Linked DNA regions of Homo sapiens: region 2 is linked to region 1. The links are chromatin loops, found by intact Hi-C in ENCODE. Cell type or tissue: MCF 10A. All regions are shown on one strand. Each heading gives the region's core, and the rest is flanking DNA. Links, peaks and the distances in the headings are about the cores only. Region 1 has its middle 79 kb from the start of LSM8. Region 2 has its middle 76 kb from the start of CTTNBP2.

Region 1 (5,393 bases), core at 306-5,305:
ACCCCATAGTAGAATACAGACTCAGTGTTCTGAGTTGAATTGTCTCTCAAAAAATATGTTGAGATCCTAACCCAGAGTAGCTGTGAATGTGATATTTGGAAATAGGATGTTTACAGAGGTAATGAAGTTCAGATGATATCGTTAGGAGGCGCCCTAATCCAATATAACTGGTGTCTCTATAAGAATGACTTTCTTCACAGAATTGGAAAAAACTACTTTAAAGTTAATATGGAACCAAAACAGAGCCCACATCACCAAGTCAATCCTAAGACAAAAGAACAAAGCTGGAGGCATCACACTACCTGACTTCAAACTATACTACAAGGCTACAGTAACCAAAACAGCATGGTACTGGTACCAAAACAGAGATATAGATCAATGGAACAGAACAGATCCCTCAGAAATAACGCCGCATATCTACAACTATCTGATCTTTGACATACCTGAGAAAAACAAGCAATGGGGAAAGTATTCCCTATTTAATAAATGGCGCTGGGAAAACTGGCTAGCCATATGTAGAAAGCTGAAACTGGATCCCTTCCTTACACCTCATACAAAAATCAATTCAAGATGGATTAAAGACTTAAATGTTAGACCTAAAACCATAAACACCCTAGAAGAAAACCTAGGCATTACCATTCAGGACATAGGCATGGGCAAGGACTTCATGTCTAAAACACCAAAAGCAATGGCAACAAAAGCCAAAATTGACAAATGGGATCTAATTAAACTAAAGAGCTTCTGCACAACAAAAGAAACTACCATCAGAGTGAACAGGCAACCCACAAAATGGGAGAAAATTTTCACAACCTACTCATCTGACAAAGGGCTAATATCCAGAATCTACAATGAACTCAAACAAATTTACAAGAAAAAAACAAACAACCTCATCAAAAAGTCGGCGAAGGACATGAACAGACACTTCTCAAAAGAAGACATTTATGCAGCCAACAGACACATGAAGAAATGCTCACAATCACTGGCCATCAGAGAAATGCAAATCAAAACCACAATGAGATACCATCTCACATCAGTTAGAATGGCGATCATTAAAAAGTCAGGAAACAACAGGTGCTGGAGAGGATGTGGAGAAATAGGAACATTTTACAGTGTTGGTGGGACTGTAAACTAGTTCAACCATTGTGGAAGTCAGTGTGGCGATTCCTCAGGGATCTAGAACTAGAAATACCATTTGAACCAGCCATCCCATTACTGGGTATATACCCAAAGGACTATAAATCATGCTGCTATAAAGACACATGCACATGTATGTTTATTGTGGCTCTATTCACAATAGCAAAGACTTGGAACCAACCCAAATGTCCAACAATGATAGACTGGATTAAGAAAATGTGGCACATATACACCATGGAATACTATGCAGCCATAAAAAATGATGAGTTCATGTCCTTTGTAGGGACATGGATGAAATTGGAAATCATCATTCTCAGTAAACTATCACAAGAACAAAAAACCAAACACCACATATTCTCACTCATAGGTGGGAATTGAACAATGAGAACACATGGACACAGGAAGGGGAACATCACACTCTGGGGACTGTTGTGGGGTGGGGGGAGGGGGGAGGGATAGCATTAGGAGGTATACCTAATGCTAAATGACGAGTTAATGGGTGCAGCACACCAGCATGGCACATGTATACATATGTAACTAACCTGCACATTGTGCACATGTACCCTAAAACTTAAAGTATAATAATAATAAAATAAAAATAAAAAAAGAAGAGAAATGCACAGACACACACCATGGGATGATGGAGGCAGAAATGGAAGTGATGCACCTATAAGCCATGGAATGCCAAGGATTGCTGGGAATACAAGAAGCTAAGAAAACGGCATGGAACAGATTCTGCCCTAGAGCCTTCAGGGATAGGATGTCCCTGCTAACATATTGATTCTGTTCTTCTAATCTCTGGAACTGGGAGAAAATAAATATATGTTGTTATATGCAACCCAGTTTGCAGTACTTTGTTACAACAACCCTAGGAAATGAATATGCTCCATGAATAATTACTGAATAATAAATTAACAGATTGTTTCTACATGAGCCTCAGGGATCAATTCAAGACCAGTGACTGGATTTTAGAGGAAGAAGGTTCTTGCTTCTTCCCATCAGGAAGAATTTGTATGAAGAAAATTCAAGACATAGGTTGCTATTTGGACACTATTCTAAATTCCATAGTTCTAAAATATAATTTTTATTTCATATTAACAAAATAGCGAATCATTATTTGGATGTATAAGCTTTGCAACCTAAAACCCACTGCAATGAATGTAAGCAAAAGCAAGATGGTATGGTTTTAGTGAAGTTAGGTAATAACAGCACCATCTACTGGTATATGAACAACGCTATGACTGATAATATTTGTGCAAGTTGTTTGGAACAGCACATAATAAGTATCAATAAAAGTTGGTTTTCTTTCTTTTCTCCTTGCTGGAAGGTAAAATAAAAATAATACTATTAGTGTCTTAAAGTTTCCAAATTCAATTTATTTAAAATAAATCCCTATATGTGAAAAAGGTAATTAATGAAATATACAAAATTCATTCTGCTTTAGATGTAGTATATCTGATTAGAGTAGAAAGGATTGCAATTTGTGTACAACTGTGACAAAATATAAGATTATAATTCAATTAAATATATACTGCATACTTACTATGAGTAAAAATATGCAAAGTGGACATATAAATATGAATGAGTTTCCAGGAAACATTTAGAAGCAAACATCATATTACATACTGTTATTGGTTTTTGACCTGAATTTTATGAAATAATAGACAACAAAATTATATCTAATCCCCAGCCCAAATAACTCATGGGGAATGATTATGTTTGTGCTGCATGGAAAGGTTAGCCCATTCTTTCAACAGTTTAAGAAATTATAGTCACAGATAGAAAAGAGCAATGACTGATACCTGTTTATTTAAAATATGCCCCTAAACCAGGCTGGAACCCAGAAATATTCGGTATCCAGAAGTGTTTACCCAAATTCACAAATCTTTCAGATTGTGTCTGTACAGAGTTGCTGACTGAAGTAATCTGTTCTAACAAGGCTTCTGTACTACCCTTTAGGTTGCTCCAATAATACTTTCAAAAAGCAAGGAAGTTTTTTTCTTGAGAGAAAATTTCTACACAGTGAAAAGTTTATTTCAATAATTCTGACGTTTGGAACTAAATAATCTTTGAAACTGAAGTAGCAAAATAGATACTTAAACACTTACATAGTTTTTAGCTACACATTATAAATTCCCTTTTTGAAAAGTTCCCTTAATGGGGTCCCCACACTATTCTGCTCTCACCATGAAAAAGTCTAAAAACAGCACAGTAATTAAAATACAGGTGAGAAAAAAAAATGGTTAAACAGGTCTGATATTTCTTTAAGGGTAGTAAACTTTAGTGCACATTTATTATATTGAGATGTAATACATAGGTTTTAGAATCAAACACGCAAAGATTCAAATTCTAGCTCTGATGTTCACTAATTTGGGAAGTTCACTTCATTTCCAGGAGTCTCATGTGTAAATTAGTGTAAGTAATATCTATATGCCAGCATTGTTGTAAGTGTTAAATTAGATCCTACACATAAAGCATCTGTCACATAGGGACACTTAAATATTGAGTGTCCCCTTTCCTTTCTTGAGGAATAATTGGGGGAAGGGCAACAGGAGGAATCAAAATATTAGAAATGTTCATTGTATGATTTTGGCTAGCTTTCTCTCTCCTTTCTTTTTCTTCTTTTCTTTTTTCCTTTTCTTTTCTTTCTTCTTTTTTGTTTTATAGTGGACAATGTGTATAGCTGGCTCCAGGGATGGGAGGGCACCATCTCTGCCTCTTACTTATTTAATTTTTGATAAAAATTATGTGGCTATAAAATAGACTACATTTTTCAGATACAGATATCTGAGATTAAGTGAAGGATGGGTGAATGCGATTGCATTGAAATATTTCACAGTTCAACAATTTCAAAAGCATGTTTGCACATAATCCCACCCACTCCATTATGTGTCTGCAGTAACACATGAATATTTGAGGCAGAGCCAGGTACATTGCTAGGCTTGGCATAAGAATACCTGGCAAACAGAGTTTGGGTAATTTAAGACTTCATGTTTCCCAGTCATCATATAGGCCTCCTGACAGAATGCTGTAAGTGGATAGTGTCAACACCAGAAGACTGCTAAGGAAAATAAAGACAAATCTAGGAGTACTGTCATGGTTGGTTTCTCACCAAGTGCATGGGCTTCCACAAGTTTGAAATTTATCATTCAATAAACATTTATTAAGCACCAACTTTGTGGTAGACTGTATGGTTGCTAGCTAGAATACGGCAGTAAACAAAGTCAGTGTGGTTCTTGGCATCATGGAACATATGGGCCATTCTAGTGTCAGAAAGTTAGTTCTTAAAAAGGTGATTAGGACAGTAACAATAAAAGAAGACTGGATAAACCCATGAACATACCTCAAGGTGAGTAGACATCCACTGAAGATACCTAAAATATCTGATGACAATTATGCTTTTGCAATAAAATGTATATGAACATGTAGCCACAACTATCACTTAAATGGGTAAAATAAACCATGAAGTTTAGAATGGTTGGAAGATTTCCTGAATATAAAACCTTCTACATAACAGATCTCTTATTCAGGTGATTCTTGAAAGCCTGATGGTCACAGTTTGTTTAGAATTTAGAATTATCATTTTCTGGAGACCTAATTTCAGGAATCCAGGATTCCAAGCATGAGTGTCTTTTTAAGTTGGCTTTTTAAAGATAAAATATCTAGATGATTTGTATACCTGATATCTCTGTTTTCTGGTTTTGAATTGTCAAGTGTGTTAACTGACATCAAAAGACACAGTATCAGACTCAAAGTAATAGAACTACAGCCTGTAAAATTAAGGAAGATGATATCAAGAATATTTAGGTATATCAAGTAGAGTAGTTTTTCTGGGCAGAATAAGATCAATATATATTTAAATCAATATGAAGGAGGCTTTCTTTGGCTGTAATTCACAGGCTCATTTATCTGCTGTCTGCCAATTATTGAAAGCACCTTAGTTGGCTTTTCAATGTTTCTAGTCATTTCTTAGTGTTCTAAAATTTTTTTTTCTATATTGCCTGAGAAGAATGATAAAAAATTATATTTGCACAGCTGCATCCTGTGTTGTCAGCATTAAATACTTACAGATGTCTTTTTTCCAATCAGAAATAAGTAATTTTCTAAATTATTTCCAAAATAAAAACTCTTCTTTAAAAAAAAAAATCTCAACTTCTAGATAGCCATGGTTTGAATTTAAATATGAAAATCTTTTTGCTTCGAAGTTTATCTTCCAAACATGCAAATTTTATAAACTGATTTCTGATACAAGTAGTGTC
Region 2 (5,393 bases), core at 252-5,251, 160 kb before region 1:
TTCTCTAGAGCATTGTACTGGTTCAGTATACTGAGGACATCATTCCAATACGACCAGAAAAACAAAAAGCTCAAATATTTTGGAGGCTTTGGCCCTACCAGATGGGAGGTAATCCCTACACAGATTTCAAGGACCTATTACATCAGTAGCATTTTTAGGATCCAGGGGTCTAAAATATTGCCTTCAAATAAAGGAGAAATTATTGTATCTTTCATCTCCCACTACAAAGAAAGAATTGTTATGTTTGACAGGCCTGCTCAGAGTCTGAGCCAGCATATCCTACACCTGGGCATACTACTCTGACCTGTATTCCAGGGGACCTGAGAGGCTGCCAGAGCTGAGTGGGCCCCAGAGTAGGAACGGGCTCTTCAGATGATATAGGCAAGTGGCCTGCTATGAGGGTCATGCAAGTTAGCAGACCCTATTGTCTTAACGTCATTAATCATGGGAAAGGGGCCACAATTGATGATTCCTTTCATGACAAGACCCAACGGAAATGGCAATGCAGATTCCTAATGCCATGTCATGTGCAGAGAACAGTTAAACACTTATCCAGAAACAGCTCCTGTCATACTATGGGGTAGAGTTGGAACACCCAATCATGGAACATTAACTTATCCTATGGCTAGAATTGTCATTATGAGCTGAACCCTGTCAAACCTACTAAGGTTCAGGAAGGTCCCACAGCAATCTATCTTAACACAAAAATGATACATCCTGAATTGAGCCCAAGCGAGACCAGAGTGTATAAGCAAGCTGTACAGCAGGTGGCTCAGAACCCCCATGTCACCTATCAATGTGTTCCAGTGCCTCTCCCCAAGTTCACTCTTTTTTTTTTTTTTTTTTTTGAGATGATGTCTCGCACTGTCACCCAGGCTGGAGTGCAGTGGCACAAACTCAGCTCACTGCGACCTCCAACTCCCAGGTTCAAGCGATTCTCCTGCCTCAGCCTTCTGAGTAGCTGGGATTACAGGTGCCTGCCACCACGCCCAGCTAATTTTTTGTATTTTTAGTAGAGATGGGGTTTCACCATGTTGGTCAGGCTGGTCTTGAACTCATGACCTCGTGATTCACCCACCTCGGCCTCCCAAAGTGCTGAGATTACAGGCATGAGCCACCGCGCCCGGCCCCCGAGTTCACTCTCACAGCTGTAGGGGGCATCTCATGCTCAGCTGATAGAAGAGGTTCAAAGATGGAATGGCTCAGCATGTAGGTGTAAGTCAGAAGCGGATTGTAGTTGCTTTATAGCCTGACTTGGGTGTGGCCAATGGGCCGCACTTTGGTGCAACAGGTTATTAACTTTATAAGCAAAGAGAACTGTCGCAAGGGCACAAGACACACAGGCAGTGGAAAATGTTTTGGCCAGCTGAAAGGGGTCTGTAAAGAGAAAGATTGTAAGGTTGGAAACAAGGAGGCATGTGGATGAATATATGGGAGTGAGCACATTGTGTGAAGACTTTTCTATCACATGCAATATCTACTGGAAAGTACCCATCACTGAAGAGGCACTTCACAGCCAGGTAGCCAAAAACAATTCAGACAGTTGACACCAACTAGCCACTGTCATTGGCCATGTAACACTGGCAAAAGGAGGACAGGAGTGGAGTTGCCATGGTAGCAGGGCCTAACAACATGGATCCAATAGCATCCACTTCTGCTTACCTTGGCCAATCTATTATTGCCATTGCCAAATGTTCCAGCAACAGAGAACAACTCTACATCTTTACGTAGCATCATCACTAAATAAACCACTTGTTGACAAGTTGACTACATTATGCTCCTTCAGTCTGGATGGGCTGGCGATTCATTTTGACAAGAGTAGACATATATTCCTGGTATGGGTTTCTTTTTCCTGCTCACTGGACCTATCCAAGGTCTTACAAAGTGTTTGATCCACCAGCATAAGTTTCCAGAGAACACTGCATCAGACCAAGAGCCCTACTTCACAGCAAAAAAGGTGTGAGGGTGAGGCCATATCACATACTTTACCACCTAGAAGGTGCTGGCCTGGAAGAGCAATGGCCCCTCCTGCTGAAGGCACAGCTGAGAGGATTACCCTGCTGAAGCACCAGCTCAGAGGACAGACGACCATACTCCAGGATGCAGCGCACACTCTGAATCAGCAAGTATAATAGGAGATTGTGTTCTCAACAGGTAGAATGCATGGGCAAGGACTGAGGGGTGGAAGCAGGAGTGGCTTGTTTACCACCGCTCCCCAGCACCCATTTGAGGAGTTTGTGCTTCCCATCCCGACAACTCTGAGCTCTGTGTGTCTAGGGGTCCCGGTTCCAAAGGAGGAACCCTTCCACCAGAGGACACATCAAGAGTCACACTGAACTCTAACTGCTACTGCCACCTGGGCACTGTGAAGTAATCATCTTGTCAGGGTTAACTGAAACTGAAGTTAGGCTAATGCTTCACAACGAGGGCAGGAAGAAATATGTTTGTTCTTACATGAGTCAGTTGAGTGTCTCTTTAGACAGCAACCATGGTCTGCAAAGTGCACAGTGCTCAAGGAGCTCAGATTTCTAAAGGATGCAGGACTGAGTCATGCCACTGGGTGAGCCACTGAGACCAGCAGAGATGCTAGCTGAAGGTGAAGGAGATCAAGAATGGACAATGTGAAGGGAGATGGTGAGTATAAATTGAGTTGCAGCAGCAGTGGAGCTGTAGTTCACTCTATTAACTTTCTCTTTTTAAATTTCCTCCAGAAAAAGAAGTGCACCAGTGTCCTGAAGGAGTGACTCCCAGAATTTATACAAAGAATTAGATCTGAACTGTACAGGGGTACATTGGAGTAGATGTTGTGATGTGCCCTCCACCTCCCCCTTCAGGAATGATGCAGACTTATTCCCTTACCTGCTGGGATTATTATCAGAAAACAGCCTTGGATGTCACCTTTGTTCGGCATTTGCCCTTGTCAATGTCATGCTCCCTTCTAAGGAGAGCCTACATCCAATGACTGGTTGATGAAGGAGTAAAAAGTATCCAGCCTCTGTGCCCCAACCTGGCATCATTCTGGAGGACCGTCAAAGCTGCAAAGATCCCTGTGGGTGTGGCTGATGTGTCACTTGAGAGTGTATCACAACCCAGCTAATTTCTCTGCTTACACTGCTTCTTTCCTTAGAGGTTGAAGGTCTTACAGTGAAAGTAAGAGGATTATGAACTCGGCTCAGGACAACTCTTTCATAAAAGGAATTATTAATGTGTTTTAATGCCAGATACCTTCAAAAGGGTTTTTGTCACATTTAAAATTATCGTGGGAAAATTTTTATACATTAACCTGGTGTCTTTACGGTATTAATTTTTTTTTTTCTTTTGGAGACAGAATCTTGCTCTGTTGCCCAGGCTGGAGTGCAGACTGCAGTGGTGCCATCTCAACTTACTGCAACCCCCACCTCCCGGGTTCAAGCAATTCTTGTGCCTCAGCCTCCCGAGTAGCTGGGATTACAGGCACAGGCCACCATGCCCAGCTAATTTTTTGTATTTTAGTAGAGACAGGGTTTCACCATGTTGCCCAGGCTGGTATCGAACTTCTGAGCTCAGGCAATCCACCTGCCTTAGCTTCCCAAAGTGCTAGGGTATTAAATAGGGAAATGACACTAAAAGAATAATGCATTGTTATATCATCAGGAGTTCAATCTGAAGGGGGCAAAGGATGCATAAGTAAGTTATTGTAACGTTACCATCACTCCCCAGTGGCTGGCATGGTAGGGCTGGAAGAATGGGAATATGTTTCCAAGGTCCAGAAGGAAGAAAAGGGCACTATGGGCAGTGGGAATAGCACAGGCCAAGCACAGAGGCGGAAACATGCAGCAGGTTACAGGGTGTGGCTGGAACGCGGAGTGCTGAAAGGCTGCAGATGAGCTTCAGGCTGGAGATGAAGAATAAATGAGTCAATCAAATAGGCCCACAATGCCAGCTGCAACTGAAATTCAGTCCAAAGTAAAGCAGTGCTGTTTGGAACTAGCAATTTCAGCCACAACTATCTTACAGACTTGCAAATTAGCTAAAAGCTGACTAAGGTGCTTTGGATTGAGCCAAGTATTTTTAGCGACCTTTATCAATAAGCAAGCACATTGTTAACCAAGACTGGGAAGTAGGAAGTATGTGTAGTTTATGACTTTAACTGATACCTGAATAGCATCTGTGGTTACAGGCATGGACTCTGGAGCAGGCTGCATCGGGTCAAATCTTGGTCCCCAGATGTACTTCCTGTGTGACTAAGGATACTTCTTTAACTTATTTGCACACTACTGTTAATCTCTAAAATGAGGATAACATATACCTATCTCAGGGTTGTTGTGAGAACTAAGTAAGTTACTATATGTGAAGTACTTAGAACTATGCTTGATACATATTAAGCATGAGAGAAAAAGAGAAGAGATGGGAGATGGAAGGAATGGAAATGCCAATGAGTTAGCAAGGAGAAAAATTATTCCCTGTGAGTGATCAGACAGTCATAACTAAAGGTATCGTTTCATCCTTTTTCCAAGGAATACCTGAGCTATGACTATGCTAAACAATTGTTCTTACATGATTCACTTGAGTGTCTCTTTAGACAGCAACCACGATCTGCAAAGGGTACAGTGCTCAGGGGGCTCAGATTTCTAAAACATGCGGGACCGAGTCATGCCACTGGGTGAGCCACTGAGACCAGCAGAGATGCTAGCTGAAGGTGAAGGAGATCTAGAATGGACAACGTGAAGGGAGATGATGAGTGTAAATTGAGTAGCAGCAGCAGTGGAGCTGTAGTTCACCCTATTAACTTTCTCTTTTTAAATTTCCTCTGGAAAAAGAAGTGCACCAGTGTCCTGAAGGAGTGACTCCCGGAATTTATGCAAAGAATTAGATCTCAAGTGTACAATAACTGAATTGTACAATACTATCAAGTGTACAATAACTAAATTGTACAATAGTATCCAAGCTCCCCATGGGCAGTGCAACCGGCCAGTGTACATCAATTAATCTCACCACCAGAGGCAAATGTGTCAGAATGCTCACTGTGACTTGCTCCAACCCACTGAAGCAACTGCACTTCCTATGTTTGAATTGGGTCATATTTCAGTGCGTCTGTGACCCACTACCTATTTGTGTTTCTATTCTTGGATATTTTAAAGGTTTGTCTTGAGGGGTGGATGGGGGAGACCATGTAGGCCTGTAGTGGAGTTTTTTGTTTTGTTGGGTTTTGTTTTGTTTTTTAGAGCCTGAAGACCAGGAGCAGAATGCCCTCATTTTACACAGAGAGACACTGAGGAAGGAGGACTTTGGTACCTCTGAGCCAGGCAGTGGCGAAGAAATTTAGAAATATGTCTCTCCTGGATGTTTTTGCTTGTATATGTGTCAGCATTTTACTGACTCAAACATAAAATTGAGCTTTTATTTACTTGGGG

Evidence for each region. Hi-C counts contacts between places; a loop is a spot of excess contacts. Peaks named below come from ENCODE experiments on the same cell type or tissue, not always from the same donor. Only the 100,000 strongest peaks of a DNase experiment are listed, where the experiment ranks them.
Region 2: a loop joins it to region 1, with 7 times the contacts of the local background. A loop is called at or near these places in 2 of 110 quality-filtered maps.

What each region holds. Positions count from the first base shown.
Region 1 is chr7:118,102,674-118,108,066 of GRCh38, forward strand. No RefSeq gene overlaps it. Among named protein-coding and RNA genes, the nearest start is that of LSM8, 79 kb to the right of the region's middle. In MCF 10A, for the core only: a CTCF peak has its summit at 2,358 (motif pointing left); no DNase peak of the experiment used is centred there.
Region 2 is chr7:117,946,924-117,952,316 of GRCh38, forward strand. No RefSeq gene overlaps it. Among named protein-coding and RNA genes, the nearest start is that of CTTNBP2, 76 kb to the left of the region's middle. RefSeq lists an enhancer at 3,713-4,912. In MCF 10A, for the core only: no CTCF peak of the experiment used is centred there; a DNase peak (open chromatin) is centred at 2,498.